5 separate regions of the Homo sapiens genome follow, and regions 1, 2, 4 and 5 are each linked to region 3. Evidence: chromatin loops called from intact Hi-C (ENCODE). Cell type or tissue: IMR-90. All regions are shown on one strand. Each heading gives the region's core, and the rest is flanking DNA. Links, peaks and the distances in the headings are about the cores only.

What was found. Hi-C counts contacts between places; a loop is a spot of excess contacts. Peaks named below come from ENCODE experiments on the same cell type or tissue, not always from the same donor. Only the 100,000 strongest peaks of a DNase experiment are listed, where the experiment ranks them.
Region 1: it touches region 3 in a loop (2.9-fold over the local background); 10 of 110 quality-filtered maps call a loop at or near these places.
Region 2: a loop joins it to region 3, with 4 times the contacts of the local background. A loop is called at or near these places in 7 of 110 quality-filtered maps.
Region 4: a loop joins it to region 3, with 2.4 times the contacts of the local background. A loop is called at or near these places in 5 of 110 quality-filtered maps.
Region 5: it touches region 3 in a loop (4-fold over the local background); 21 of 110 quality-filtered maps call a loop at or near these places.

Annotation. Positions count from the first base shown.
Region 1 is chr7:137,003,102-137,009,521 of GRCh38, reverse strand. The region is part of intron 3 of CHRM2 (cholinergic receptor muscarinic 2); the gene reads right to left. All of the region lies in intron 2 of LOC349160 (a long non-coding RNA gene), which reads left to right. Among named protein-coding and RNA genes, the nearest start is that of MIR490, 100 kb to the right of the region's middle. In IMR-90, for the core only: no CTCF peak of the experiment used is centred there; a DNase peak (open chromatin) is centred at 3,031; H3K4me3 peaks cover 169 bases; H3K27ac peaks cover 1,876 bases.
Region 2 is chr7:136,403,206-136,409,625 of GRCh38, reverse strand. It overlaps LOC105375523 (a long non-coding RNA gene), which reads right to left. Exons shown (of 6, transcript NR_187964.1): 5 at 4,310-4,356. Among named protein-coding and RNA genes, the nearest start is that of MTPN, 430 kb to the right of the region's middle. In IMR-90, for the core only: a CTCF peak has its summit at 3,234 (motif pointing left); no DNase peak of the experiment used is centred there.
Region 3 is chr7:136,871,688-136,878,107 of GRCh38, reverse strand. The region is part of intron 2 of CHRM2 (cholinergic receptor muscarinic 2); the gene reads right to left. Among named protein-coding and RNA genes, the nearest start is that of CHRM2, 6.2 kb to the right of the region's middle. In IMR-90, for the core only: a CTCF peak has its summit at 3,476 (motif pointing right); a DNase peak (open chromatin) is centred at 3,577; H3K4me3 peaks cover 448 bases; H3K27ac peaks cover 2,097 bases.
Region 4 is chr7:136,953,614-136,960,033 of GRCh38, reverse strand. The region is part of intron 2 of CHRM2 (cholinergic receptor muscarinic 2); the gene reads right to left. All of the region lies in intron 2 of LOC349160 (a long non-coding RNA gene), which reads left to right. Among named protein-coding and RNA genes, the nearest start is that of MIR490, 54 kb to the right of the region's middle. In IMR-90, for the core only: no CTCF peak of the experiment used is centred there; a DNase peak (open chromatin) is centred at 3,673; H3K27ac peaks cover 4,065 bases.
Region 5 is chr7:137,071,423-137,077,842 of GRCh38, reverse strand. The region is part of intron 1 of LOC349160 (a long non-coding RNA gene); the gene reads left to right. Among named protein-coding and RNA genes, the nearest start is that of MIR490, 170 kb to the right of the region's middle. In IMR-90, for the core only: no CTCF peak of the experiment used is centred there; DNase peaks (open chromatin) are centred at 3,292, 4,122 and 4,592; H3K4me3 peaks cover 2,168 bases; H3K27ac peaks cover 4,309 bases.

The DNA.
Region 1 (6,420 bases), core at 740-5,739, 130 kb before region 3:
TGAAAATCATTGTGTCCAGGACAATACTGGGGCTTTGGGCAGGAGACATTCACAATAAGCTAGGGAGTCAGTAAGTAGGGTTCTGCACATGAAAATATGTGACATTTAAGATTCAAAAAATTGTCTTAAAATTAATCTTCATAAAACATATCACCATGTGAATTAATGAATAGATTCCCATGTAAGTATTCACATCAGTGGACAAAAAAAGTTCTAAATATTGACAATGACAGATTTTTCTGAATTGTTACAGAGAAAATTAATATAATTAAAAAATAAACTGATATACATTTAGATAAAAGCGGAGAATTATATAAAAAACAAATGGAATTTTCTTCACACACTGCTGAGGTCAGGCAGGATGCCTGATGTATGATGAATGCTTTTGTAGGTGAATTTCTAATGTAATAAGCTAATAATGAATTATCAATACATAAGTAATCTAAGTTTTGGGATTTTTGCGTGTTATTTTATTTAATTCTCACAATAGCCCTGAAAAGAATGACTATTATCTTTTCCAGTTGTACAGATGATAATGATAACAGACCCAGCAAGTGCTGTGATTCAAATTTAGGTCTCTCTGACTCCTGGACCATGTCATTTCCACAATATTACACAATGGCATAAAACCTGCCCCATTAAAAATGTTTTCTAGAAGAAATAGAAAAGTCAAGAAAAAACGAATCCATGGTTGATAACAGCTGAAATCCAGTGACAGAGAAGACATGTAATTGTATAAAAAAATTTGAGAACAAGAAGAAAGTTTGGAAATGAAGAGGAATTCACCTAATGTTTAATTTATACTTGTTTCTATTTCTTTAATTTTTGTTTTAAAAATGTAATCTTAGTATACATGCTTCCTACAGATTTTTTAATTCTGCTGCTATTTGAACACATTATCAAAAAATGGCAGAGTTCTTTGGCGTTTCTTGCCCACCTTTCAACCATTAAGATCTCAAAAGTAGCATATTCACTTAGCAAGTAACAGTGATAAGATAATGAGCCTTATCAATGTTGGCTCAAATGACCAAAACTGATAGAATAGTGATAAGGCCCATGTTAGCCTTCAAATTTTGTATATGAGGGCTAAACACCATAGAATGTCTTTAGAGAATTACAAGTTTACTACAACAATATTATGTTTAGATACATAGCTTTCAGTACAAATTATTACTAAAGAAAACATAAAAAATATAATGATCATGCAAATATGGCAGCAATTCTGGGAAATATCAGAGTATCATTGGAAGCAAGGGTTCACCTACTGAAGAGCCAGCGGTTGGTAGTAAAGGATACTTAAGTATTATCTCTTCCCCACCTTAAGAATGAGATGTGGTTATCATTGATGAGAAAGCAAATGAAGCTTATTCATTTTTAATTTCATATATTTGCAAATAAATATGTTGTATAATAATCCAATGAATGACATTCCAGCTATATTTTTTTTCTGACATAGGAGAGATGACCATTCAGGTATATAATCCATATGCTATTGTAGGTCTTTTAATATTCAGTTAATCCCACTAATTTATAAACTGCATTAGTGAATGTGTTAAATAGGCTTTGAGATTATGTTATCAATAATCACTCCTTCCATTAATGATGCCAGAGAGAAAGACATGAAAAAGAAAAAGAGAGAATTGTGGAGAGACTTATTTAAGGATGTCTTGGGGAGCAAAGTCCCCTTTCTCTAAAGAAAGGTTCAATTGTACACAGTTTTGATATTGATGCAGATGGTGATAGCATAATTTGCTTACATTATAATGACCCTTACCAATCTTGAATGTCCTTAAATTTTGCTTACAGATGGAAGCGAGTCCTGGCCTGGGGCTCAGGAGACAGTCCAGCCCTGCTAGCTAGCAATATTGACATTCCACAGTCTGAGTGCTTTGACAACATCACACAAAATGAAGTAAATTTCCACTTTTTGTTTTTTCTTTTAATCTGGTTTTCCTTTGAGCCATGCAACACATTATGAGTCATTGTACATATTTAGAGCTTTTTTATGAGCTCCTGAATCTCACTACAACAGCAGTTGTGGTGGGGGTGGTGGCCGCAAGGAGTAGTGGGGGCCCTGCTAAGAAATCATGGCTCTCTAGCTTTCTTTATTTCAAAATATCTTACTGAATTACTCTTCTGAGGAGATCCACACATGCCCTCAAGGGCTGTGGGGGATAGAAGTGAAGTAGGAATGGGTGACCAACAAAACAGAACACATTCTTGTCAACAAGGAATTTGCAGTCTAGGGGAGATACAAATTGCTGGTGAAATTTCCAATTTTCTAAAACAACAATGGCCCAATATCATGCTAAGCAACAAGGCTGAGAAACCATGGAGCAAGGCTGGTCAGATGTGGTGAAATAAATACAGAAAGCTCCCTGGAAACCTTTCCTACATCTGTATCTCTCTTTCCCTTTCTCTTTTTCTCCTTTCGCATACCACTGGCTTGTATCTGACATTTTTGGTTTTTCTTTGATTGATTTTTTACTATTCTCAAGATTCTGCGTTATATCTTCTTCTAAAGAAAGTACAAAATACTGCTGGTGGGTTTCTGCTTCAGTACATTGAGCCTGACAACCTGTAGGTTCAAAAGCACACAGAAAAAGACAGCCATGTCCTCACCTACACTGAGTTTTTATATTTCATCTGAAAAGATGTGTTGAAAGTATTCTAGAGGGATGTATAAGTTGTCCATCTTTAGGAAATTACAGCATACGGCGGCAGATTTTACCAGATATGCATTATGTACAACGTTTTGGGGGAAAAAAAAGGCCACACCAAACACATACTGCATTTTATCAAGCTGTACCCTTAAGGTTTGTGTGCAGTGCTAGATGTGAGTTGCACTTTTGTGAAAAAGAAAAAAAAATGTAAAAGAAAATTATAGAACAGAATGAAAGTAGCTGATAAAGCAAACTGATCCTCACATCAGTACAAATAGAAGAGAATTCATGACTTTTTCCAATGTAAAAAAGATCAGGATTATGCAAGGACTTATTACAGTGTAAACATGCTTGCCATTTTGGCTGCCTGTCAAACGTAATACTATTCTTAGTGATGCTGGGACAAACTTCCACTCCATGTCAGCCAAGCTATCTTTTCTCCTCTTCAAAACACATCCTAAACACCACTTACCCAAAAACAGTGTCATAAGGGGGAAATGGGTGTAAAAGCAACTTAACTGGGACCTTTGTCCTTGTCACTACATCCATGGCACCTTTTCATTAATTCGTTCACACAATATACAACTCCTGCCAAAAAGGAAGAGGCCTGGACAATTCTGAATAGAATGAAACCTGAAAATACCCAACCCTTAGACTTTTAAAAATGAAATTCCATCTGAGAGAGGACTTCTGCATCCACCTTTTTCTGTACCAAGGATTTGACAGAACTCAAATATTGATGATGAATGTAATCTAGTAAATGGTGCTGACTAAACAATGTGCTCTAAAGCAAACAGCAGCAAAAGTGGAGAAAGCCCTCTGTCTAAAGGTTGTTTTGTTCCCGCAAGGAAGAAGAGTGAAAGGAAAATGGAAGCAATTCTTGGAGAGCTACAGACTGTCTATGATTAGGCAGCTGTATTTGAATCAATCTGTCTCTCTTACCGTCTTGAGAAACTGGAAATTTGTATAGTCGGCTTTTAGAATTTTGTTTTGTTTTTTCCTAAAGTCGGCAGGCTGCTGGTTTAATAACTCTAAATTAGTTAATTCATTGCTTTGAATTAAAAATGTGAATCAAATTTGCAGAGAATTGAGGCTTTTTAGGACTATGATAGAAAATTCTAGAATAAAAGCAGTTGTTCTAGAGAAGCTGAGCAGCTCCAAACAAAATATCCTTTTAGGGATCCTTTTCAATGGTCTATGTGCCCATTGGAAGCTGAGACAGAGCACATGGCAATGTGGAGCTTTGGATAGTAGGTCAAGGACAACTTTAAAGGGAGGAACAAAAGTCAGTTTGGGAGAAGAGAGAAGATAAAGAGGAAGTTAGTACTTTTCCTCTGAAGAATAGACCAGGATGGTTGGGATAAGAATAAGTGAGATTAGAGGCTGTGAAAATATTAGGAGGTGCACATAGAAGTGAAATTTTTTTCAGAGTATATAGAAAACAAATATTCAGATAGCATATCTTATAATAGTTAAGTAGAGACAAGGACACTTAGTTATACTTAGGAATATATATTTATTTTAAGCATGTCTCTACTTAAGGCTGCATTGCTTATGGAGAGAAAGAGAAAGTTGCTCTTTTCATTAAAATGCCTATTTATATGAAAAGTAAAGCAAGTGGATTGTGTTTTGTAGACATGCTATTATTAGTCATCGCCTCTTAAAACACATGCACTGATAAGTATGAGCTTAATGGACACCATCACTCTTCTAGTAGCCATCCTAGAATGTAGGTATAGGGTACAGAGAAACCAGTTCACCCCCATATAGCTAAATCTTGGTTCTTCTAGCTTTTCAATGACAGAAATGACACAGGCCTCATATAATTAAGATTCATACCAGATTCAACGAAGCTGTAAAAATAAAATAGTAATGAAGTGTGGAGAGTAATGGGAAGCAACTATTTTTATTGTTTCCAGTCGAAAGACAAAATGATTGTTTCCCCAGAGTTTGATTGCAGACTATTTCTAGAACTGAGCCAAATGACCGCAGTGTTATCCCATGAAAACTTGAAAAAATGAGAGCAGGGAGAAGATTAAAGTCTTTACTAAATGATCTAATGGCAATTGAGATGAAGAAACATAAAAAGCTGCATCAACTCAGCAAAGATTTTTGTATCTAAAGCACTAATTTAGAATTAAAATAAAGCCAGTTGGTCAGAGAGAATGAAGAGGTTTATGTGGTAAATCAGGGCAGTCAACTCTCCAGACTGCTTGAAATGAAATGACTTTTTGGTTTATGACCTCAGGGGAATCACAACATAATTGAATATATGTAAGATAAGTCATCACATGCTGTGCCCACCCTCTCTTCCGAAGACCTCAGCCCCTTCCCTCTTCCAACACCCTTAGTGTGAGACTACATCAATATTTAAATACCCTGACTCCTCTTTACCTCCAGACTCTCCAAATACCTGTCTCCCATTTAGACTGAGATATAATTACCAAACCATAATCTTTACCTCTATCAGGGAGTATGTTCCATGTGGACTATGCCCAGTGTGAAAGCTAGGATAAAAAAGTGGCATTTCCCTTCTTGAAATAAACCATCTTGACTTGGAAATGTCCTCAGTACATTTTTTCTGCCCCCATCTCTACTGTGTCATCTGACAAAAAGTAGCTAAATTGTGAGTAGTTCACATACAGAAGTATTTAAATACAATTTCCATTCCTATATAATGCCTGAGAATGGAAGATCTTCCAGTAGACAGCAAATGGATTGGGACTTGTTCATAAATCTTCTAGGCAGTGTGGTTTTTCCTTGAAGCACAATTGTATTAGTCCATTCTCAGAGTGCTATGAAGAAATACCCAAGACCGTGTAACTTATAAAGGAATGAGGTTTAATTGACCCACAGTTTCACAGGACTGGAAGGACCTTAGGAAACTTACAAGCATGGCAGAAGGGGAAGCAAAGGCGGCAGGGGAGAGAAGTGCCGAGCAAAAGGGGAAAAGCCCCTTATCAAATCATCAGATCTCATGAGAACTCACTGGCTATCACAAGAACAGCACTAGGGTAACCACCCCATGATTGTTACCTCCCACTGGGTTCCTCCCACAACATGTGGGGATTATGGGAACTACAATTCAAAATGAGGTTTGGGTGGGAACACAGCCAAACCATATCAACAATTATACTACTATCAGCAAAGTTGGTTTAGCATGCATTGTCTGCTGGGTTAGGAGTATACACACCTGGACTTCTAAGATAACATGTTAGAGTAGGATTCTGTGAGTAGTTACTAACCCCAGAATACCCCAAGATGGAAGGAAATAGGAAGCTGAGAGGTTTGGGCCTGGGCCTGTATTTATTCACCTAACTAGTGTGTGTGTGTGTGTGTGTGTGTGTGTGTGTGTGTGTGTGTGTGTGTGTGTGTGTGTGTGTGTATGCATGCATGCATATGCATACATCAAGTATGTTAGTTGAGGAGGAAAGGGTAATAACATATAAGAAGAAAAGAAAGAAAGAATGTCTCTGTTCTTCTAAAGGTTAAGGAAAATTTCTCATAAAGCATCAGTGGAATGTGACAACATGCTGTACAAGGAGAACTTGCAATTCACAAAACAAGACTCCTGTAAGCAATTATGGAAGCTTGAAGAATGGCATTTGATTCTCAGATTCCTCCTTTTGAGGGAGACAGCAGCAAGCCCTACCAGGCTGCATATCTTTCTAAGAGATTTGCTGGCAGAAATGCTGGCTTCATGCTGTATAGGGGATGCAACTGTTCCTTCCATAACTTCGTACCCAGTTAACTGTGA
Region 2 (6,420 bases), core at 904-5,903, 470 kb after region 3:
AGTTTCAACACTGAAATGCTTTTTGAATTGACTGACTTACGGAGTTTTCTTGTTTTCTTGGCTTCACACTTGAGCATAAGGATATGCTCAAGATCCTTATCACAGAGAAACATTAGTTTGGGTGTTTTATCACCAATGAGGATGAAAATAAATCCATGGGATATTTAAGTTTCACTAGGCTTGTTTCCTTTCATATTTCTAACTTAGACCAGAGGTTATACAAGGCAGCTGTCCAGCATCCATACCATTAAGGTAGACTTCCCCTCATAATTTTAAGGTAGGATTCCTCTCACTTCTCTCAACTGGAAATGATCTGGATGTCATACCATGGATATGATTACAATGATATATTACCTAATTAGATAGAGCAATATCTCCTGACACCCTATACTTACTTGGAGTTAACATAAAACACTAATATTGTAATTAAAAGAGGCTAATAAATATTTTTTCAAAGGGCATATGAAGAAGGTAATGTTAAAGAAATTGTTTGTATAACTGCTCAACTTTCTGAAGTGCATAAGTGGTTCTTGGCTAAAAATCTCCCCTTAAGAAACTATAATCGATCAGACCACACTAATATGATCCACAATACTACATATACCAGGATAAAGTAAACCAGTACTTCTGCTCATGCTGCCCCTTTCTGAGTGACATTTCTGCCTCTTTCATATTTGAGTCTCTGTCAGTGTAGTATCATCTTCTCCAGGAAGTCGACTTCAGTGGCCACCTGAATCATTAGGATTTCCTTTGCTCTATTCATGTAGTACTTGGCAAGCATTTCTATTATAGCATATAGCAAGTCATGTGCACATTTGTTTACATGTCAGATTCCCTGCCTCCTCTCAGTGTGAGGGGATGGAGGACAAGACTCCATCATCTGTGTATCTCCAACCATAAGAGCTAGCAAGGTACCTGATCTCTGGGAGCTATGGAAGGAATACATGCTGAGTAAATTTGTTACTGAATGACCTCGCAAACTTGGTACAGACTCCTGCTCTTACGTAAAGATAAGAAAAATCCCCTCATCATCTTTTATATATGTTGGTGAAGGGGGTGTGCCTCTGGATATGAGTTTAAAAATATAGCTACATGAATCTCCAAGATGTATTCATGAGGAATCTGAGATGAAATGAAGCCCCAGTTTCCTATACTTTAAAAAAACCCTCCTGCTTTAAATTTTTAGCTGAGAAAGCTATACTATTTACAGGGATTATGCTTCTACTAACAGGCTTGCATTTGTTTTTTAAATAGGACCCTCTATCATTTTCCCTTAGTTAGTTAGTAGCTGTCATGTATAAAATTACCACAAATAAAAGAAGGAGGTGGAATATAAATGTTCAGAGGCAACACAGCATGGTAGGCAGAGGTGAGAAAGGAGGTTGCAAAACACTTGTGTGGTTCCCCAGGGGGAGAGGAATGTAGAGCAAGTCACATCAGGAGCCTAGTGGCTGCTCTGTCCAGAGATATATGTACATTCATGTGTGCATATTATTTTTTTCTTAGAGGTATAATATGTTAGAATCTTTCTGATTATGTACAGGCTTCTGCTACTCATAACTTAAAATATCATGCATCTTGTTGCCGCATGTAGCTATGGCTGGGGCAATTCCTGCAAAACCTTCCTCAGCTTCCAGCCTCTTTTATCATATAGAAATTTAATTTCAGCAAGGAAGAAAGGACAAGCTAGACAGGGAGTCTCCTAGGTGAGGAAGCAAATTAGTGGGAAAGGAAAAGGACATATTCTGGCTCCAAAAATGGAGTTGTTCATCTCCAAAGTGCAATTGAATAGCTATCAGTATGGACAGTGGGGGAGCCAGTAAAGGATTTTAATCAGAAAAGATGCAAGATTGTATTTGCTTCTGGGGAAGGTCCAGAAAACTGCAATACTGGGGACAAACTGGAGGGTGCTGGGCATATCTGGATGAAAAAAGCAAAAGTGATAGGACAGAGTTGAGAGGAATATATTGAGGGGCTATTTAGACAATACTTAGGGAGGAATTAGAGATTTGAAGAAAGAAGGTGTTTAGGTGACTCTCAGATTTGAGCAGCCCCTTATATCATGGAGTCAGTACTTACCGTATTTGACTACTAGTCTAACGAGCCTTCTATCGCATTATATAATGCCTATTCTGACATCTAATTTCAGAATCTCAGATGAATCACCCAGTCCTTCTGTACTTCTTCATCATCAGACAAGAAAGGACAGCAATCTTAAATTATTCTCCCTACTTCCTACCCCCAATCCCATTTCCCAAACTTTTCTCTCTCCTCCAACAAAAGTAAGGTGGGAATCCTTAATCAACATTACTCAATCAACAGAATTAGGTAACCTCAAAACTGTGAGCTCTCCATCTCTGCAAATCCAGGAATGAGGAGGCATGGATCTCTAGGATGCTCACAGGAATTGTGTGCAAGGAGACCTAACTGGCATAAGGATGCAAGATCCCCCCAGTCTTCTCTAGCAGTGGACTGACTGATGTGGTACAATAGTATTTCCTAATGGAAATTAAAATATATGTGAACAATATACTTAATCAAGAATCTCTGATCAGGCTTTATTAACATGAGAGTCAGGCCACCAAAGGATTCTATGGACCAGTGTTAAAAAAAAAAAAATCTGGGTAGGATGGAACCATGCAAACAGGAGACCTGGGTTCTGGGTCAGCCTCTGATTTAGGTGAGCTGGGTAATTAAGGGCAACCCTGCTCTCAAACTTGGTTCTATTGTCTATAAAATAAGGAATTTGGACTCTAACGTCTTTCCCAGGTTTGGTGTTCTGTGCCTCAGGGAATTTCTATAAAATGTTGTTTCATGCTTTCATTTTCATGAACTCTAGCAAATGGGAACTAATGACTCATTCAAAGTAAATTAATTTACCTGGAGTCTGTTAGGGCAACAGAAATAGTATGGTTAAAAAATAGAACTGATATTTTTCTTCCTGCCAACCCAGCAAACATCAGAAACAGGAAAAGGCTTCGCTTAATAGTGAGACACCACGCTCCATGGGGTGTCACAGTTTACAACATACTTCACACGGAAGGCATCGACAAGCAGGGAAAAATACAACTTTTATTTTTTCTACTTGGAATTAAGAGTGTTTTTCATTGCACTCTATGCCCAGGGCTTTAGCGTTTGAATCAGGTGGTACAAAGCTGATGAAAGAGAGCCTGGAGCATTTGATGGCATTGTCTACTTGGGCTCTACAGCAGAACGGCGAATTCTGAGTTCGGCCCTCTAGTGGACACATACTCTTATTGCAAGTTTCTTTTACTAGGAAGCAGAATCACATCTACAACTGCGGGGGATCAATGGGTGAGAGAGAGAGGGACGCCGTTTCACATGATTTGTGTCTGTCACGGTCTGATTCTTAACTGTGACACATATAAAGACCACGAGACGTGGAGCTAAACAGTCCCAAGTCTGAGTGTATCCTAGGTTGGCCATTAGGGAGCTTTGTGGGTCCGGATCAATCTCAGAGTTCCAGTGTTTCCATTATATGAGTGTCTCCCCACGCCGGGCTTTGTTCTTTAAATGGAGTAATGCATCCACATATGCTTTGTGAAATGTAAGTGCTTGCTACCTACCAATTTCTATTATTAGTTACATTCTTAAAATACCTATTAGTTTTTTGAATGCCTAAACCATTTTCTCTCTCTCTCTTTTTTTTTTTTTAACTTTTAAGTTCAGGAGTGCATGTGCAGGTTTGTTATATAGGTAAACTCGTGTCACGGGGATTTGCAGTACAAATTATTTCATCACCCAGGTATTACACCTAGTACCCACAAGTTATTTTCTGTGATCCCTCCCGCTGGATAGTAGACCTTTGTTGGATGCAGTTTGCAAAAATTTTCTCCCATTCTGTAGGTTGTCCGCTTACTCTGTTGATAGTTTCTTTTGCTGTGTAGAAGCTCTTTAGTTTAATTAGATCCCATTTGCCAATTTTGCTTTTGTCCCAATTGCTTTCGGTGTCTTCATCAGAAGTACATGAGGTGATGAATACAATAACTATCCTTATTTGATCATCATACGACATATATCAAGATACCAAGTTGTACCCCATAAATATATACAAATACAATGTGTCCATTAAAATAATCAATTAAAAGTTTTTAAAAATGCAGAAGATAAACTTAAAAAAATCTCTAAATAGGTAAAATTTTATGTATTTGAATAAAAAATTATTCTTCCACATTTCTCCCTTTATCAATCACCTCTCATCCTTATTCAATGTCTTCTCTGAACTCACGATGGCACTATTAAGTGAAAAAAAACTTAGATAAAATTTGAATATTTACTTAAGACTTACCTCATTATTAACTGAAGAGTTAATAAGAGATCTGCAAAGTTCCTGAACTTAAATAAAAACAAAAGTTAATAGTTAATAGTTAAATAACTTAATAAGAAGATAATGCCACCTACCTATAAGAAATCCTCATTAAATATAAAGATAAAAGTAGGTTAGATGTTAACAAATGGAAAAGATAGCTATTTTGATAGTAGTCTTATTTAAGATGAAATTATTTCCCAAAGAGCTTCTCTACAAGTTGCTTAATATCTCTATGGTAAAAGAACCTAACATTTATAATTGACTATTTAAGAGTAATGGGATTATCTAGCCTTTTATCTTTTTATTTTCATTGTCCTATATGTTAACAGTAAATCACCAAAATTATCCTTACTGAGATAAAAACATTATCTCAAACTAATTCAAAAGCAATGAGTAATATGTGTGAAACAGACAAGATTAACTACCTCACTCTAAATATAAACGTACTCGCCTTCTTTCTTCCCAATACTTTCTCCAAGAAGCACACAAACCTTGCTGCACACAGAGAGCAGCTGACTATTATTGCAAAGCATTCCTCTTGTTTCCCCAGATGTGTTTGTGTATCATCTTAGTCTACACAATACACCCTCCCCTTTCCTCTCTTATCACACGTTTTTGAGAACACCTTTTAAATTAAAAAGTATCTTCAGTATTTATGAAATAGAGTGTTATTTTTTCTCTTTGAAACTATGCAATTAATATTCCAGTATAACCAAACAAAGTAGGTGAGCCTTCTGGGTTAGGATCTATGGTAACAGTCAGAAAGAAAAGCCATGCTTAAACTTTAGCAAGGAAAAAGGATGAGGAGGGAGGGCAAGGAGCAGGCAGTGATGCTGGAATGGGAAGGTGGGGTGTAATAATGGGCTGATTTGAGAGTCTGAAACAGAGGGCAGAAGAAAGTGCATTTCGGTGGGAGTGGGAAGAAGAAGTGGTCAGCCCACCCCCTCCAGGAGCCCCATATCCTGGCTTATATGTTCTGATGATACCCTAAACCTCAAGGAGACACTAGAGACTAGAGAACTTCTCTGCTGTGAGCCACACAAAAGTTCTAGCTTCCCAGAGACATTGGATTGCCTTCCTGAAATGCCTATCAGCCAAATCAAGACCCCTTCTACTCTTGCATAACACCATGAACTTTCCTTCATGGCCCTTATGATATTTTAGGTATACATTTATTTCTTTGATTATTTCTTTAATATTTGTATTTTCTAACAGATGATAAGCTTTGTTGCAGGTAAAGTTTTTGCTACTGTACAACAAGTGCCTGGCACTAAATGCTCAGTTAGTGTTTGCCGAATGAAAAAATGAATTATGTGGATGAGAAGGCCACTCTGCACTTCTCCAAGATAACTCTTCAGAAAGACTTGGCTCTTTCTTTCCTGCCTGCTGGCCTCTTATGTGAATAGTAAACCTAGTACAGTCATGTATCACTTAAAAATGGGGATGCGTTCTGAGAAATGCATCGTTGTGTGGACCTCACAGAGTATATTTACACAAACCGAGATGGTACAGCCTGCTCACCCCTAGGCTATTTGGTATAGCCCATTTCTCCTAGCACCTGTACAGCATTATAGCGTACTGAGTACTGTGTATGTATACTGAGTACTGTAGGCAGTTGTAACACATGAAAAGCATTTGTGTATCTAAACATAGAAAAGGTAAAGTAAAAACACAGTATAAAAGAAAAAAATGGTACACTTGTATAGGGCAATTACCATGAATACAGCTTACAGGACTGGAAGCTGCTCTGGGTGAGTGGTGAGTGAGTGGTGAGTGAATGTAAAGGCCTAGGACATTACTGTATGCTAAAGTAGATCTTATAAACACTGTACAAGTAGGCTACACTAAATTTATATAAAAATATTTTTTTTCTATAATAAATTAACCATAGGTTACTGTAATGTTTTTACTTTACAAACTTTTTTTTATTTAGCATTTTGACTCTTTTTTGGTAACAGTTTAAAACACAAATACATTGTACAGGTACACAAATATATTTTTTTCTTTATATCTGTGTTCTATAAGCTTTTTTCTATTTTTAAAATTTTTTTCTTTTCATTATTTTACTTTTAAAACTTTTCTTAAAAATA
Region 3 (6,420 bases), core at 640-5,639:
GCTCTTCCCTTTGTAACAGTGCCAAGGAAGGCAGAGTATTAGAAAATCTTCATCGTGTTCAACAATGTAAAACAGGTTGTGAAATGTATTTTTTTCCTCTACCAATCAAATTATTCTGTGCTTATCTTTTATAGAAAGGAAGAAAAATTAGGCTTCAGGTAATTATTTAGCTCACGATCACATTCCTCCTAAAGAGTTCCTTGGTAGTTAATTAAATAAGAAATAAGAAGCTTGTTTTCCAACATGATTCTGTCTTGTTTATTGGCTTGGCATGAATGAGGAGGTGAAGAACAGCTTATTTGCTTTATTCAAACAGAAGAATCATCAGCATGACTAAGGGTGAACAATAACATCAAGAAAAGTCATTATAACTTTCTTATTCCTAGAGGAGGTATCATACCCGCCTGTTACTTGGGATCATCAGAATGCAACAACATTTTGCAACAATGACAGTGAAATGTATCAGCATTAACATTTAAGACAATTCTCTCACTTTCTCTAACTCCTCCACTAGAGTTGGGAGAGAAGAAGAGGAAGAAGTCCAGGTGCTTGATCCAGCTACATTAGTAATAAGAATCTACACAGAACACCAGATAGAAGAATGCAGAGAGGAGCTCTGGAATCATGAAGATATATATGATCTGTGAAGATATTAAACGAATGAAAGGAATTTAAGAAGGAAAAAAATAAGAAATAGAAAAGAAATCAAGTACTTATTTCTTAAGTAGCCGAGACTGATTTAACTCCAAGGACATATTGTATGCAAATGGGACTGTGTCCCATCTAAACACACAGGTATCTAGGTTTCCTCTACATTGAAAGATGTGCTTCTTAATCTATAGCTGTCTTCCTGAACCGTTATTCATTGTTCACACTAGAATTTGCCTAACAAATCAAAAAGTCTCCGGCTACAGCAAAGCTCTCTGTCCGGGCCCTAATGGAAAATACATATAGTACTATTGGCAGCAACATTTTGAGTTGTACATCCTATCTTCTTTCCTCCTTGATGCCTTCTATGTTCCAGTTCATCAATCTGTTATTTAAAATGTAGTCCTGTGATTTCCCACCTCAGTATCATGGAAGGGGCTGGTTAAAAATCTAGATTCCTGTCCCTAATTCCCAGCCTGACTCAATGTCTTTACAAGAGGAATAAAGTGTCTCAGATACTCAACCTGTGAATTAATCTCTTTTAAATGACTTCTTAGAAGATAGTAGTTATTTAAGTAATTCAGAATCTTATCATTTAAAGCACTATACCTGGTGACATGAATATTGACTTTTGAAAAAGTGGGCCCAGTTCTGCCAAGAGGTCAATATTCAAGGATATTTAGGATTCTCAGCCTCAGAAAAGAGAGGTCCTGTTTTTCTGAGCCCAATAAATACAGATAGCTTCAAAAGACTGCCTCGTTACTACAGTTTTTGTTATGTATTTTGCACTAATCTTAAAAATGTAGATCCTCAGTTTTATTGTTGCTGTTACTCATTGTCCATGTGCTGGAAATTTGAACTTAAAATAGCCCTCAGCCTATGAAGTTGCCTACAGTTTCTTTGATACGATAAAATGGAGGGGTACTGTGGGTATCTATGCGGTTGCACACTATGCAATAAAATAATAGTAAAATTATTTTGAAAATAGAAAGTGGTTTTAAAAATTCCACTTAATTGTGTTATTTGGAAACATCAGGGCATTTGGTTTCGTTTTAAAGAGAAGACAGAAATACAAATGTAAGTGTATATTGCCATCATTTATAAAATATGGCCTCTATTCTCACGTCATCTGTATCCCTAACAAGTTCTAGCTGTTACTCTACTACCAGCACCAGATAAAACCATCCAAGTTGCCTAGCATTTTTATAAGTTAACTCCTTTGTAAATAATTTGTTTTTTAAAATAAAAACACCCATGGCTTCGCCTTCCAAAACATGTTGCTATGAATAATAAGGGCTAAAAATGTCATTATTATTATATTGATTAGGTATATAAAAATAACAGGAATATACTGAGCACCTAGTGGGCACCAGGTGGTGCACATGGCTGTGAGAGATTAAATGAGATAGAGGATGCCAAATATTCATTAACTTCATCATATTATATCATACCTTTTCATGAGTATTATTATTAGTTTGAGGAATGGCTAGAGTATAAGTGTGAAGCTTATCATTGCCTGTTAGTATTATAATAATAATAAATTCCACGAAGAGGAGGAAGAGGAGGAGGAGAATAAAGGGGAAATAAATATATTGGCTAGTATTTATTTAGCATGTACACTGTACCAGTCATTACACTAAGCTATGTGCATGGATTCTTTCCTTGTGCAGTTGGAGGATGAAGAAATGCCTGTGAGAAAGATGGCTGGCAAAACAGCTCTATGAGCTATGGAAGCTCTCACATGGGTTTGATCTCAGGGTTTATCCTAGACTGTTGAGAAACACTGAAGAATTTTAAACAGGAGAACGACATGTTCAGATTTGCATTTTAGAAAGGTCACTCTGGCAATGTGAGGAGTAGCTTGTACTAGAGAAAGACTGGAGAGTGGGAGACCGGTTAGAAGCATATGGCTCTGGTGATAGTTCATGTGAGAGGTGCGAAAGGTCTGAAAAGATGCCCGGATGGAAAGAGGGGGATGGATTCCAGGGAAGCCTCTGAGGGAACAGATTTAACCTGGGGTCTGATCAGAGGGCAGCAGTGGAATTTGGAATGAGAAAGAAAGAAGATATGTTTATAGCATATCAACCTCACTTCTAGTTTGCCATGTATTTAGGGATTAATAAAAATGTGCAGCTTGATATTATTATTCACACAATCATGTAAGTAAGAGTAAAACGTCTACGTTTCTCACCTAACAAATACCTCCACTCTTTCTTTCTCACGCGTGTGTGTATGTGTGTATGTATATGTATATATGTATATATATTTTTTTCTTGCTGGAGATATATATATATATATAAAATTCATGTGTGTGTATGTGTGTGTATATATATGTATATATGTGTGTATATATGTATATATGTGTATATATGTATATATGTGTATATATATACACACATACACACACATGCATTTTTTACATATATATATATATATTCAGCAAGAAAAATGTTTCCATTCTAAAGATAGAAGACTTCCATTTAGAAGTCTTAAAGACTTAAATGTGCAGAATATTCTATCAGACTATCCTCCCAGGGATATCTCGGTGGCATCTCTTTTTCTTCCATAAGAACATTTTCATAACAATGTTAAACCTGTAAGGGTATAAATATCCTTCCCACCCCTTTGCCATAACTGTATACATAGTAAACAACATTTGACATGCCCAGACAACAAATGTATTCTACTAATCTCTTTGCTTAAAAACATATTAATTCAAAGTCCTTCTTGCTTAGGTCCAGTTGAATTTTTGTTTGAAATTGAAATTCTCCCTAAGCTTTAAAACGGATGTCCTTGTCCTATCCAATCCAATGTGCTTCCAGTTATTGAACACCAGAGGGCATCATTCAGTGAAAGCTTGGATTTGGGAGGGAAGAGGGGAGAGAGGGGGGGCAGAGAGAGAGGGAGGGCATGGGGGAAGACAGAGAAAAAAAAGAGAGACAGAAGGAATTCCATTACTAATGAAAGAAAATGAGAAAACTGAGTTTTTAGTGTGTACCCTTATCTACCATGAAACATTACCATGGTAACAGCACCAGTTAAGATGATTGTATATTTAGGTCATAGTATAAAAGAAGGAGCTAGAACATGTGAAGAAAAAAAAAGAGAAATAAATAAAGTAAGACAAAGATATATAAAGAGTGGAAAGAGGCAAACCAACTGGAACCTACCTCATTCTTTGCTAATAGCAGTTTACAAAGTAACATTATACTTTTCAAAGCACATGTGGATAATAAATACTAATTAAAAGTAAATGGGGCCATTGAAATTCAGAATCTTAAGTGCCAACAATCTTATAGAAAAAGAGAACTCATTTAGCATGAAAAAATGGAGAGACAACTAGACTGGGATTGGGATGTGTGTGTTCTTATGCAGTTCTTGGTTAGCTGTGTCACCTTGAAAAAGTCTCTTGATCTGCTTCCTATCATGAACTCAGCTGAATGATATCAAAATTATCTTTTATTACTATGCATCAGACAAAAGAACTTCTGTTTAATAATGTCTTAGTATTGCTGAGAGGTGAAAATGGCATCTGCCAAAATTTTGGTGCCCTCGTTTACCTCTGCCAGAGGCAATCACTGACTAAACAAGACAAGCACGTGCCAACTAAGAGCCTACTCAGCACTGCCTCTTCTTTGCTTAAGGTTTGGAGGATCTAACAAAAACATGCAAAGTTGTATTAACAGATGGGGAGAACATCATTGAACTTCTGAATGCCATGGTTTTGTTTTCCCCAAACACAGGGAAAACAAGTGCCACAACTATTTATAGCGAACCGATTGACACACTATAAGAACTAAGACAGTGGAGTCCAACAAGCTTGTGTTTGAATCCAGGGGCTGCAACTTACTAGCTGTATGATCTCGGGTCATTACCAGACCCCTCTGAATGCTGATTTCTTCCTGTAGAAAATAACATCTACTACATAGGATTGTTGCAAAGATAAAATGAGAAAATTGATTGCTGTATTAACTCATTCAAAAGAGATTTAATATGTTTCTTAGGTATGCCTGGCTGTATTTTAAGCAGTGAGGCTAAAGCAACTGACAAAACAGAAAATATCATATGGGAAGATGCTTAGAATAATGCCAAGGACTTAGAATACACACAGCAAAAATACCTGCCTAAGGAAAGGTGACTTGCATCTCTTTCCCCACATACCACCTCCACCACATAGGCCAGGTGAGCTGTGGGATATGCAATCAGTATACTTATGCCATTTATCTTAAATGAGAGAAGTCCTGATGCCTGCTCAATGAACCAAAGGTGGACAGAGTGGGTACAGGAAGCAAAAGCCAGTTGTTAGTAGTCACAAGGTGGACATTGGTGGCTTTCGATACATAGGAGTCTCTTGGGAACTATGCCACGGAGAGTCCATGTCATAAAATCTCAAGCAAGTCAAATATAAGTTTAAATAAAGAAAACCAATTCTTCAAGAGAACTGTGTGGCAAAATGTTTCTGTCAGTCTCTGTCCTATTGAGTAAAGTGGGAAAAGTTTAAGACAGGATTGAGAATGGTGTCTGGGTGATCTTGTGAAGATAATAGAAAGGGTTCGCTCACATGCATATTCTAAACAAAGGCTGACATCAGTGATGGAGGTTGAATCCAGCACGATTATTGATATACCTACAGATTCTTGTCCTCATTTTTCTCTCTCCCATTCCGTCTTCATTTCCCTTTTGTTCTAATTTCTTCTCTTCTCCCTCTTTTGTACTTGTTTTAACTTTACTCATTGTTGTGGGTCAGAGAGACATAGGACTCCTAATTAGCCAGCCTAACTTCCATTGAAGACAGTGTCATTCATGCTTTTTGTGCCTTCCCTACCTGCCAGCAGTCTGGGACTGTTTTCTTTGGATCTCTGAAACCACCCATTCCTATTGGCCCTGGGGAATGGCTGCTCTGGAATTGGAATTGGAAAATTGTCCAGTAAAGACACATCTGGATGCTTGACTATCTGGACTTTCTGGGCAATGAAGGCGATAGGGTCAAATTTAGAGCAATATGTGTTTTTGTTTGTTTGTTTTTTAACATGAAGACAACAGTCTCAGCCTCCCAAAATTGAAGGACCATGGGAACTCACTCCAAAGGGACTTTTACCAGTATTTCACCTGCTAGTTCTTTCCACATCTGACTCTGAAGTTAGTTGAGAGCTGAAAACATGCTCTTTGGGTTCCCTTTTACTGGAACTATGACAGTATTCAAATCCACCTATTTGCTCACTCCAATTTGCCTCCAGGCACCCTCAAGCACCCTTCTACAAACAAACATGCCTCTTTATTTTATAGGAAAATGAAGCATCTTTCAGACAGTCTAGCCCTGGGAATTTGGAGTCCCAAAACTTTCCCCCATTCCCACCCCACCTCATTCACAGAGCTTTATTTTAAAATGGTAAACAGATTTGGCTGGAGTTCTCACCTCTTTTTAGGGTCAGGTTAAATTTTTTAAGTTTTAATTGGCATTATTGTCTAGCCCAGGAAAGCAAATAGAGTCAATAGGAAGTTGCTTATCCATTGTATTGCTGCAACTGGAACACATTTTGATAATAGTAGTAACAATAATAATTCACCTGGCATTAATTTGTTACTTCTGAGTCCTCAGCTGCCAAGCCTGCAAAGCTGGGACATTGTTGGCACAAAATTCTTCCATTCGTTTGACAAGTCTCAAAAGTCCACTTTCTGAACTGCAGCCGAATACAGTTCCCAGCTTAAAATTGTCTCTTGGCCAAGTCAATTGTTCTTACTCCTGTGATCATCAGTGCCTTTATTATTAGC
Region 4 (6,420 bases), core at 1,008-6,007, 82 kb before region 3:
CCAGAGCCCCAGGAACCACAGGGATAGTACTTGCACTGTATGAGGCTGTACTATTTAGAATCAGGGATAGAGTAGCCCCCTACCCTTCACTTTTCCTTCTTTTTGTTTTTGTTTTTGTTTTTTGGACGGAGTTTTGCTCTTGCTGCCCAGGCTGGAGTGCAATGGTGCGATCTCAGCTCACTGCAAACTCTGCCTCCCAGGTTCAAGCGATTCTCCTGCCTTAGCCTCCCGAGTAGCTGGGATTACAGGCATGCACCACCAGGCCCAGCTAATTTTGTATTTTTAGTAGAGATCGTGCTTCTCCATGTTGGTCAGGCTGGTCTCGAACTCCCGACCTCAGGTGATCTGCTGCCTCGGCCTCCCAAAGTATTGGGATTACAGGTGTGAGCCACCGTGGCCTCCCCCTTCACTTCCTTCTTAACATATGCTTTGGTCTTCTGTCACCCACTTCAGAAATCACCATAATGGAAAAATGTAGAGTTTGGTTTCTGTCTTCACATTCAAGCACATCCTCCACATTCTGTGGCTACTTTTAAACTCTACTGATAATTCTTTTACCAACCTCTACATTTACACTCTTATGGAGCCTAGCATGGGCCTAATGGATCTACAATACCGGAACCAGATGTTGGTATCCACATGTCTCAGGCACTCCTATCTCAATAAACGCATTTCTTGTTAGTCCTCCACTCAAATCACTTTGCTTATCTTGGTCAGAAGGGCATAACCTCCTTTAAAATTCATACTCTGAGTTACATTTTAATGTAAAAATTACTATAGCAGAAGATATACATTCATTTGTAAGTATATAGATTTATTGGTGGGTAAATTCTCAAACTATTTTTAATTGAAGGATGTATCTAGAGAGCACTATTAGAGGATAGAAGCTAAGGAGAGGAAGGAGATAAGAGAAAGGTGAAGATGACTTGGGTCACCATTGTTCACATGATATTGGTGCCTATCCCAGAAGAGGTTCAGAGTCTCCAGGGCAGAAACATAAAAATAGCCTCTCAGCCATCTTTTCAGACATCTCTAAAAGCTAAGGAAGAGACAAACTGGTGGGCCTCAGAGAGACCATACCGAGGGGCATATGCTCAAATTTTTCAAACTTGGAATAGTAATATTACTGTCAACTGAAGAGGTAATCACTTGTATTGTGGACAGAGCTGGTGATCCATTTACTTCCTACTGCCATTTAAAAACTAATTTGTGTAATTTGAAGTCTCATTTAATCTCCAGCACTTCCTTACCCATTCTTACTCTCAACAGATGATGCTGGCTAGACATGGTGGCTCACACCTGTAATCCCAGCACTGTGGGAGGCTGAGGCAGGTGGATGGCTTTAGCTCAGGAATTTGAGACTAGCCTGGGCAACATGGTGAAACTCCATCTCTATAGAAAATACAAAAATTACCTGGGCATGGTAGCACACTCCTGTATTCCCAGTTTCTCAGGGGTCTGAGGTGAGAGGATGGCTTTAGCCCCGGGAGGTAGAGGTGGCAGTGAGCTGTAATCGCCCCACTGCACTCCAGCCTGGGCAACAGAATAAAACGCTGTCTCAGAAAAAAAAAAAAAAAAAAAAAAAGATGACACTGCTTCTTCATTTTACAATAGATGTAAGAATTACAATAGATGTAAGAAGTACAATAGAAAATAGAAGTGAATAAAATAAAGTGCCCACAGGCTCCCATCATGGTATTCAAAGAGCTGCAAGTACCAGAGCCCAACCACTCTGCCCTCGCTGCTGCTATCATGGATGAAGTCATTGTGTCTAAGCTAAAGACAATGTCTCTTCTTGTTCACTGGATTCCTTCTTCTCTTACCAACTCTAAGATGTTGCCTTCTTATCTATTCCACCAGCTGTTCTCTTCCCTCTCAACTGGCTCATTTCCGTTAGCATAAAAATGTGCTGGTAATAATTTGCCAAATTCTCATTAGAAAATTAAAAATTTGAAAAATGGCACCAGTGTAATCAGTTTCAAACTATGTTTCCAAATGGAATAGATTACATAATATCAAGCAGCCACTATGAGTCATTGTTATTTTTCAAAATCAGATGATCAAATGGTAAATATTTAGTTTTTAAACTTCTAGCTTAATTTATAAAGTGTCAAATTTCAGTTTGATATTCTTAGTGAATTGATTTAAAAACTTTTGAATTGATAAAACGTTTTGACTAATTATAGATGTGGCTTCAATAAAAAGTTTTATGTTTTATTCTAGATATGAAGATTTTCTATGCAATAGTTACTGAGATGTCATAATATTTAAAATTTGTTTAGAGAACTCTACAGAACATTTAACATGTTCAGGAAAAATAGCAACTTGTAAACTGAGGGGTGAATACACAATAGATATGTTTATACAATATAGAGACACACAGTGCTGGTATGTACCTTGTGGCTTTTTCAGATACATGTCATCCCATAAATACTCTGTTTGTCAGAGATCCCAACTCGTCTCTCGAGTGTCACTGAGTAATAGTCAAAAAGAATAAGCTGGTATTTTTATAATCTTATGGATGTCATTGCACAGCAAATAAATAGACTGTCATTATCTTTTGTGGGTTTATGTGTTTGTCAGCTTGTTTAACATTTCCAGTTTATTTGCACAAGCTTCAAACCAATAAGTCAACAACTTGAAAATCAGAATGCACTGAATATTTTGCCAATAGTTAACAGTTCCTTAGTTGGTTCCTAGTTTCTTCATTAATGGAGCTATTCTAGAAAATACACACATACATGTGTGCATGTGCACACACACACACACACACACACATATACACTATGACACCTGTTATGTTGATAGGAGTGGGCTGCCCCCAAAAGATGTACTGAACAAAGCACAGAAATTGCCATCCAAATCCTTGGCCTCCTGCCGCAGGTTAGTTCCTGACTTACTGTGCTGCCTTTCCAGCACAAAGTGAAGTGGGGTTTTGCCACTTGGTCTGTAGAGTCAGTCATCCAAGAGGATTGTCAATCCAGGCCAAAACACACCTCCATTAGGCATCTCTGAGGGGCCTTGGAGTAGGGGGAGTCCCGCCAGCTTTCTTGAACAGTGAGTCCCAGGGCTAACCTCACATTATGTCACATGTAGCCTTCAAGCGTGTTTGCTAAGGAGTCAGCGGGAAGAGAGGTCCTCACCCTATTGCATTACACTTCCTCTGGTAAATGGGTGTAATAATAAGAGAGAGAGGAAAAAAAAAACCTTCATATGATCCCATTCCCCCTCCCTGTTCCCTGTCTGCATTGATTTGTTGCTTTAGTTGACACTAAAATATCTTCTTGGCAACTGACTATACAGCTACAGACAAAGGGATTTGAGTTGAGGCTAATATGTCAGCAGTCACCATTTATTTATTTAATAATGAAGGATAACATTTGAATGCTCTAACAATAAAAAAGTATACCAGTAATTTTCAAATCCTCTGGGTAGAGGAAGTGTGGAAATGTGGGTAGAGGCTTCCTGTCTTCTTTTGCAACTGATGCCCCATTTGTATCTGTTTTACATATTGATGTTCAGTAATGGAGGATTCAAAAACCAGGTCTATTTTCAATCCAGGCTTCCTGTTGCTATCTATACCCACTAATCTTAGGTCAGAGTGAAGCATTTTTTCTAGATGACTAAGAGTTGACATTTCCCCTTAAACAGTACATTTATATTAAGGCTCATCTAGAAAACAGTTCAAACAGAAAATAAATAGTACATTAAAAAGAATGTATAAAAACCAAGGAGGAATCAAAACAAAAAGACCGCTGACTAACAATTCTTTCTTGCTCTCTCATAAAGTCCATATTTTATATTCCATGCCATTCCAAAGTCCTGAAATAACTCCATCCTTCTGTGAGATCACCTTGTTTGTCTTGTTCAAAATTATTTTTAAATTTTATTCTCTATGTTGTAATATGATACAATTATAGTATCTCTCTTTTCCCCTATTAAAAATATACATCAGAGTGAACTGGAATCTAATATTTTTCCTTCTGAGTTACTTCTAACTCTGGGAGTAGTATAAGGATGAGGGAAGTTACTCAGTAAATATCAGTTGAAACATTACTACCATTTATTCAAGTAGAATAAAATATATTAAAAATAAACAAAAAACCCTCATTATATGTGCAGACAACAAGTAGTTAATGAGCATATGGTGATTTATAACACTTTGCATAAATAATGTATGCTTAAGATGCCAAGTTGAAATTCAGGCATCAAGAGAACAGACCTTTATTACTTTTTATCAACTTCATTTTATGATAATATTTTTCAAAAATTAGTACTAAAGGGCATAGAGAATGCTCCAGACTTAAATGTGTGAAGATAGTTATTCCAAAATTCTGCAAAACCAACTGCCTAGACCAATGACCATACGTCCTAGTATACTCCAACTGCTTGGAAGGGCAAAGGGTGCCTCCTTAAGCACAGAGAGACAAAGGCCAGGACATTCCTTTTGAAATGAATGGCCAAGCTGGACTATGTTCTGTCATGGCCATGGATACAGAGCTCATCCAACTCATGGCTGGAATTTGACGAATAATAGGTGACAGTGCATAAGGTTGAATGTATCCCATCTTATTCTACTATTAGAATTGGCACTTTACCATTGGGAAATAATTAGGAGCCAGGTAGAATGTGAAAACCCGAGGACAAGAGTATTCCAAGGAAGTAAACAAATGCTAAGTTGAAGCCCCAGAGTAATAGTACTAAAGGTGCCATTTTCACTCATAACATTATTATTCAGATCAGCAGCATGCTTCATAAGAATTGAGTTATTTAATGCACTAATATGAATGGATTATAAAATACTTTGGCTAGTAAAGGAAGCAGTCAGGATGCATTTCAAAATCATGAGAAAGAAGGAGGAGAGGTGAATATTTTACTCAAAAGGAGTTGCCCAATGTGAAAGAAAACACGAACTTTTAAAACTCTTTTACGGCTCATTTATCCTACCATCTACAACACAACTATGCGAGAATGTCCTTAAGAAACCAAGAAAGGAAAGTGCAGCACTTAGGGTATAGTACTAGTAGGGGTATTAATACCATTAGGCCCAAAGTGGGAAGAGGAGGGGATTCCTGGAACCAGGAATATAGGTCTGTGTTGAGGAATGTCTGCCAAGAGCTGTGGTCTTTAGCAGAGGGAGGCAACAATCTATAGTGATCTCCCAGAAGGGGTAGTGAGGTTATGAATATCTTAATCCAACTGTCCTCTTGTCTCTTGATCATCTTCTGATGCTTCCCATTGGTTGAACCCAACTGGCAGCTACGAGGATGGAAGAATCCATGGATGTAGTCAAGATCATTCAGCTTCCTGGGCTCCAATCACAGTTAAAGAGTGGAGAATAAAATACATCCAGTGCCCCTACCTTTTCAAAAGTCTTTCATATTTTTTCTGTATTTTGATCTTTCTACATTGTTTATAGTTCCATGAACTCACTGTTCATGAGGGAGAAATAAACAGAAAGGGAGTTCAGGTAGAGAATCCATTGAATATGAAGAGGAGACATGCAAGGTTTGTCAACAGAAATAAAATAAACTATGTTATTAAGTTTAGAAGATAATCTACAATTTAGTAAGATCTTAGAGAAAGACAGGTAATATGGAGGAAGAAATCGACAGAATCATGAAATAACTTACTTTCTTTTGATCCTAAAAATGAGATGAGGATAACATGTGGAGAGAATGGTGAAAGTTTGAGATTTCACACAAAGCTAAACACATGTGTGTACCTACTTTATTTGCTCAGACAACAGACCACCAACTTTTTAAAATAATGGCATTGTGGAGGGGAAAAATACACACATATATAAATGTATAGGTATAGGTATATGCATATGTATATAATGCATATGTATGTGTATAAAGAATGAGGAGAGAAGAATCTAGATGGCCTTGGATCATTTCCTCTTCCCTTTTGGTAGCTTATCAAGGTGTCAGCTCACTCTTACCTCAAAGGAAGAACACAAAGTTCTGGACTGATATAAGCATCTGAGCCCTGGAGGCTCTTCTCATAATAAACAGGCCATTCCTCTACCTAGATTCATAGTCCACCAGTCCAGCTCTGGCCCAAGATCTCCTCTCACCATGGTAAGAGGATGGATAGGAAAATGTCCTAATGCATGTGCCAGTCAGAGGCAGTGCTGTGCTGCTTGGATTAGTCTTCTTGCCTCCATGGTTAGTGTTGCTGGACCTTCTCTGAGGACAAGTGGGGTACAACTAGGAGCCAACAGATACTGCCTTTCTGATGCTGCATTGCCTTCTCCTGTTGTGCTTTGTCCGTCTGAAATATATTTGTTTTTTTTTTTCATTAAATTTTAAGGCATAGGATGCCTGCTCTGCATAAGAAATTTTTGGTTTGCATGTCTGTTTCAGCCACTGTCTATGAGCTCTCGGAGGAAAAAGTCACATCCATCTTTTTCATCTT
Region 5 (6,420 bases), core at 941-5,940, 200 kb before region 3:
CCTCACTCTCTCCATATATATGTACATCTCAAATATATGTAGGATTAAATAGATGCTTATTGTGAGCATTCATATAGAAGAGAGTTTTCCTGTTCTAATTCAATTAATGAAGGCATCTAGAATATTGATATTAATATTAATATTCATGGATCCATACCCCAAATCTTATTATTCCTGCTTTTACTAGCAGCTTTTTCTTCTCTTTGAAGTCTTTTTACAGGAAGACACATGCTTTGATAAGAGTGGCAATGAGTAATTTTATTAATCGTAAATTATCAAGTAGACTTATCAAGCATAAAACCAGGAGTGGGATGGGGTGTTAGGGTAAAAACAGGTTTGACAGTATAAACTTACGAACTTATTGTCATCTACTTTGTATAAATACTTCACTTTTAAAGCTTATTCTTTGGGAAGTAAAAAGATGTCACAGCATACCAAATACTTGGCTGAGAGAAGAGTAAGTCAAAGAGAAACATACATAAGTCAGGGAAGAAAATTGTATTTTGAACCAGGAATGCACAGTCTTATAGAGTGTAACTATATTTAGCAACACCTTGAAGGGCACTTCTTGGTTTCATCTGATCTGTTTTGTGTAGGGTTAGGCTCTCAACAAGTCAGACATTTGGGTAGAACTGTTTTTTTCCTAACTCTTCAATTATATAGTTGGTATATCATGAACTTCTTTTTGATCCTTTATGTTTGTTTAAAACACTACTAGATCTGAACCTTTGTGTAGGGTTTGGCTTTTTGCAAATGGATCTTTTCACAAGTGGATCTTCAGGTATTGTGCCGGAAGTTTCAGGTAATAGAAATAACAAGGCATAATTGGACAGATGAAAGCCAGTCTTATGATATGATTATCTAAAGGATTCAGATGTGGGTGCAATTCATTTAAGTGAGACTGTTCATGGAGATTATAAATAAAGGTGCAAGAAAGAGGCTTAAAACTCTTGCTTTTAGATTCAGGATGTAAAGAAATGTTTGTTGGCAAAGATAGCAGAATTGCCTGATGCCCACTGGTAGACATGAGAGAAACAGACTTGGCTGTACCATCAGATGGGGGAAATAATTTCCTTTTATATTAGGTGTTCTGTGCTAGTTTCTTTGTCTATTTGATTCTCTTCCACTGGAACAGAACCTGTTCTTTGACCAGCACTCTCTCACCAGCAGAACCAGGGAGCAGTACACTCCCCTTCAGGAAGAGAAGTCTCCTCTGGTAACTGCAATGTACACATGAGGTGCCCTACATTGACTTCTAAGTGTCTTCTTTGCTCTTATCCTTTCCATTTATTTATTTATTTATTTATTTATTTATTTAGTAGTCCTACCTTGTCTTGGCTTGAGTCCAAGGTCCTTGATTTGAATCTAGGCATTGATTTTTGATATTCCGATCATTCCAGGAAGCTATCACCTTCCTTCTAGCTGAATAAGATGCCTTTTCTCTCTCTCTCTCTCTCTAAGAAGAATTCCGAACTCTCAGGAAGGTAGTAAATTTCCATTAGAGTGAATGATCATTTCCTCCAGAACCTCACAACTTTGAAACAGATTTACTCTTTGAGGAAAACTAGCTTGAAGAAACTCAGAAATTGCTGAGACATTTAGGTAGAATGTTTTTTAACTCTTCAGTTACATAGTTCTTATGAGCTTCTTTTTGATCTTTTAGTTTCTTTTAAAATACTACTAGATCCAAAGCTTTGGCTCTAACAGTATCATATAATTAAGTTTATGTTTGTTGCCTTATAAGAAAATAAGTGTAAAAAGTAATAACTTTTAATTTGAGCCCCAAACTACCTTTGTTTTAAGGTAAGTCCAAGACCCTGTTGAAATACAACTAAAATGTATTCTGAATGTAATATTCAGACTGCTTAACGTATGTAAACAGAACACCATAAAATCACAACATTGGCATTGGAGCTAGAGCTTCCTAATTTTTAAAAAGTATTGATCATGAATATAAGGGAATTTAAACTTAACAAATATTTAAAATAAATAATCAGTTTATTTTATTGCTTAGAAGAAGGTGTTATTTAGTGAAGGACAGTTAGAGAGTTGATTGTTACTTTAGCTTGGGGCTCGAGTTCACACAGACAAATACTAAATAATGTCGGGTATCAGCTCATTCATACAAAAAATTCATTTCATTGTCTAATTGAAGCAAATTTTATCCAAGAAAGGTCAACATTCCATATGTGATGGGGATTATTATTGTTTTTAATTTCATTGAATATATGGTGTCTCTTCAAAGTAACTTCATTTTTCCCCATCCATGCTTGGTGAGTGAAGGGGAAGGCAGTTCACTTATATTCTTTTCTGAATCTATAATCATTTAAAAAAGGCAAAAGTGATGTTTTTAATTAATTGTATAATAAATGCAATTCCTGTATTTGCCAGCATGGCCTAGGGTGCTACGGATAATTGACTGAACAATAATTCTCTACTCCTGCCCTCTTTCTCAGAAATATGCCATTAGAAATGCCCTTTCACTAATTCAACTGTCACCATCAGTTGTTGTGAGGACCCTACCCTATCATCTCTTTGCATTTAGTCATTTTAGGAGGAGAAGAAGCTTATTCTTACCGGTGAGAGTCCAGACTCCTGGGCCTTGCACATCTCATCTATTCCTGAGTACTTAGCAGGCCTGTTAGGGTGTGAATACCTTGTATTCCAGTCTTGATTTCTTGAGAGGAACTTATAAGATCGGCCACACTCTCCAATATTCTTCAGTTCACCTGTTCTGGGAAATATGGACGATGATTGGAAGGGTCAATATGCCCTATTGCCTTGAGTTTAGAACCAGTGGTAAGCAGCTTGAACTCTGACTCCAGGATCTTTGCCTTGATCTTTCTTAGCCCTCCAGAACCAAAGATTCTAGAAAAATAAAGAAAAACCTCCCAGTCTCATTTCCCTAAGGGGCTCCAAAGATGTTTATAGAAATGTACAAGGCACAAATGTCACATACTTTCTATAATCCTTAGCTTCATACTTCCAATTAAGATCCTGCCCCAGGCTTGTGACATTGTAATCCCTGGCAAGAACGAAAAGAATGAAAGCTAGTCTTGGTACCATTGCCACTCTCTCTTCCTCTTTTGACTCTTTCCATCCTTCTTTGCTGGGGTTTAGATGGCATAAAGGTGGCCCCAGGGTATGTACACAGTACTTATCATCTGATGTCTAATAAAGAGAAATTGAGGAGTCATTTGCGACCATTTGCTGAATTTCTACTGGATAATCTTATCTAGTATGAAGTAAATACTGAATTTAAAAAAATGAGTAAAGTAAACTTTGTTTTAATGACTCAGACATCAAAATCTGTAACATTTATAAGCTATGAGCCACCAGCAACACTTTATCTCTCAAGAATTCTTTCTTTATTAGGAACATATAAACTACACAGTGGAATGATGTTGCTCTTAACCTTGAAAGTAAATAGAAGACTTCTAATTTTTTTTAAATTTCAGATCTACCACAAATAGCATATTTGCAAAAAATCACAATGATGATTTATAATTTCTTAATTTTCATCAAGAAAACAAACAGGAGAAGAAAACAAACAAACAAACAAAATGCTTTACAATCTTTCGTATTCTCTTCTCACTTGTTTGCATATGATTGCCCCTTGTCATAGACAGCTAAAGTTGTATGATGGCAGCCCAATACTCACTACCTGAAAAACTATTTTTGACCCAAAAAACTTGCGAAAGTCAAAAGTAGTTGTAACCTCATGCTTTAGTTGATTTGTAAACAGATAAAAACTGAAGTTTTCTGTAGAAATACCAATCAATGACTCATAGGCCATTTTGCATGTGTGTAGTTTAGCTCTCTAATTAGTGTTTTTGAGAACAAATATTACCATTTAATAAACATTCAGAAATGATTAGGTATGGCCATTGTGTTAAGTGGAAAGGCCTTTGAAGAAAATACATTTTCCGCCCCTTCACATTCATGTGCTTCTTTTACCCAATGCTTCCTGTGTCAGATGGGAGTAAGCATAACACTCCATGGATTTGTCCTCCTCTCCTTTTATGTTGGTAAAATGAGGCCCACATGTATTGTCTGGCATTTCCTGAGGGACCCAGATTGAACTGAGGAGTTCACTGAAACCCACAGGTCTTGGGACAGAATGAGGCATTACCTCATTGAACCTTAGCTGCCTGCATGAGTCCTCTGTCCTCAAGTCTTTCTCAGATCATTTCTCAAGCTGGCTCCCAGCTTAGGGCAAAGAGAATCTCCATGATGTGCTGACTTCTAGCTTGCCACAGACACAATTCTACTCCAAAGTCAGCCTGGCATAGTAACATTGATGTCAGGGGAGACATATCAGTTTGAGGCCATACAAAAGAAGAAAAATACCAGACACCATTTCAGCATCACTACAGTAGAAAGTAAGCAATCTGGCAGGGGGCTCAGTAATGGCAACAGTGCCAGAATGTAAGAGATTCATGGGAAATGCTTCCTGAATCTGTCCTTTTGTCCATTTTATTTCAGCTGAAATCCAACACTTTCCTCAGTGAAGTATAGGAAGTGGGAGAGTATAGGAAGTGGGAGGAGTGGGAGAAAGACATTGTATTAGTCACCTTAAGTCAATATAACAAAATACCACAGAGTGGGTGGCTTGAGCAACAGAAATTTATTTTCTCACACTTCTGGGGGCTGGAGGTCTGAGATGAGGATGCCAGCATAGCCAGACTCTGGTGAGGGCTCTCTTTCTGGTTTGCAGATAGCTGCCTTCTTGCTATGTCTCACATGGCCTTTCCCCAGTGGTGTGTGTGTGTGTGTGTGTGTGTGTGTGTGTGTGTGTGTGGTAGGGGGCTCGGTGGGGGGATGCGGGGGGCAGGAGTGAGGAGACAGACAGAGACAGCAAGACAGAGAGATCTTCCTCTCCTTATAAGCCACCAATCCTATCAATTAGGGACCCTCCCTTATGACTTCATTTAACCTTAATTATCCCCTAAAGACCCTATCTCCAAATACAGTCACAGTGTACAATTATGGTCCTGAAGACCCTGTTATCCAAATACAGGGTTAGAGCGTCACATATAAATTTGGGGGGGGGAATAAAATTTGGTCCATAGCAGATACAAAGATTGTGTTATATGACAGTGGTGGAAGAAAATCTTATCTATCCAGTGGAGAATAAGAATAAGGAAATAAAATCAATTGAATGAAGTAAGAAATAAGACCTACTCTAACAATCTGAAGTCGCAATATTGATCTCTGACAAAATAAAGATTTAATTCAGCAAATATCTTATGTGACAAAAGAGATGTTGTATGTTAGTTCACAGAGCAATCAGAAAATAATTGTATTCATTAAAAATGAATATTAACATATCCATCTAATAGTATAGCTTCAAAATATATAAAGCAATGATCAACCCACCTGAGAATTTCATTTTTATGAAAAATTTTATTTTATGCTGTCTATAAAATTCCTTAACTTCTACTGATATATTAATTTTTTACACATGTATTTTTTTTGAATTTTTGAAATTCACTATCATTTTTCAAGTTGGTACTCTTTGTGGTTTGTGTCTTATTATAATTTTGATTTGTGCTGAATTCTTTCTGCTAATATCATAAGTAGATTGTATGCATATGTATTTGTAAATAAGATTTTTCTGAAAAACACTTTATACCATCTTTATCAAGTTTTAATTAAAAATGTGATGCCCTCATAAAATAAATTAATAAAGATTGTCATCTTTTCCTATTGTCTATTTTATTAGAATTATCTGATTACCAATAGCTTAGTTGTGGAGCCCTTTATTTGTGATGCTTCCTTGTTAGATATCTATGTCTCATAAACCTTCTATGGTATTAATATCTTTTTGTTTTCTTGCTTCATCTTTTTTTTTTTTTTTTTTAGACATAGTCTTGCTCTGTCGCCCAGGCTGGAGTGCAGTGGTGCAATCTCTCAGCTCACTACAACCTCTGCTTCCTGGGTTGAAGTGATTATCCTGCCTCAGCCTCCCCATAGCTGGGATTACAGGCCACACAACCACCCCTGGCTAATTTTTGTATTTTTAGTAGAGACAGTGTTTCACCATGTTGGCTAGGCTGGTCTTGAACTCCTGACCTCAGGTGATTCACCAGCCTTGGCCTCTCAAAATGCTGAGATTACAGGTGTGAGCCACCATGCCCAGCCTCTTGCTTCATTTTGAGTCAGATTTAGAAATATATGTGTATGTGTACATATATATATATATATATGTGACGTATATATATATATATGTGACATATATATATAGCTAAGAAATTATTCATTTCCTTTAGTTTACAGCCTATTTGCCAAGAAGCTTGCATGTAGTATTTTTTACACTTTTAAAATTTCTTCTGTATTTCATGTGGCTCTCCATTCTTCTACCCAGTCTTTAATAATTTTGCACTCTCTCTCTTTTTCTTCTCCCTCTCCTCTTTCCTC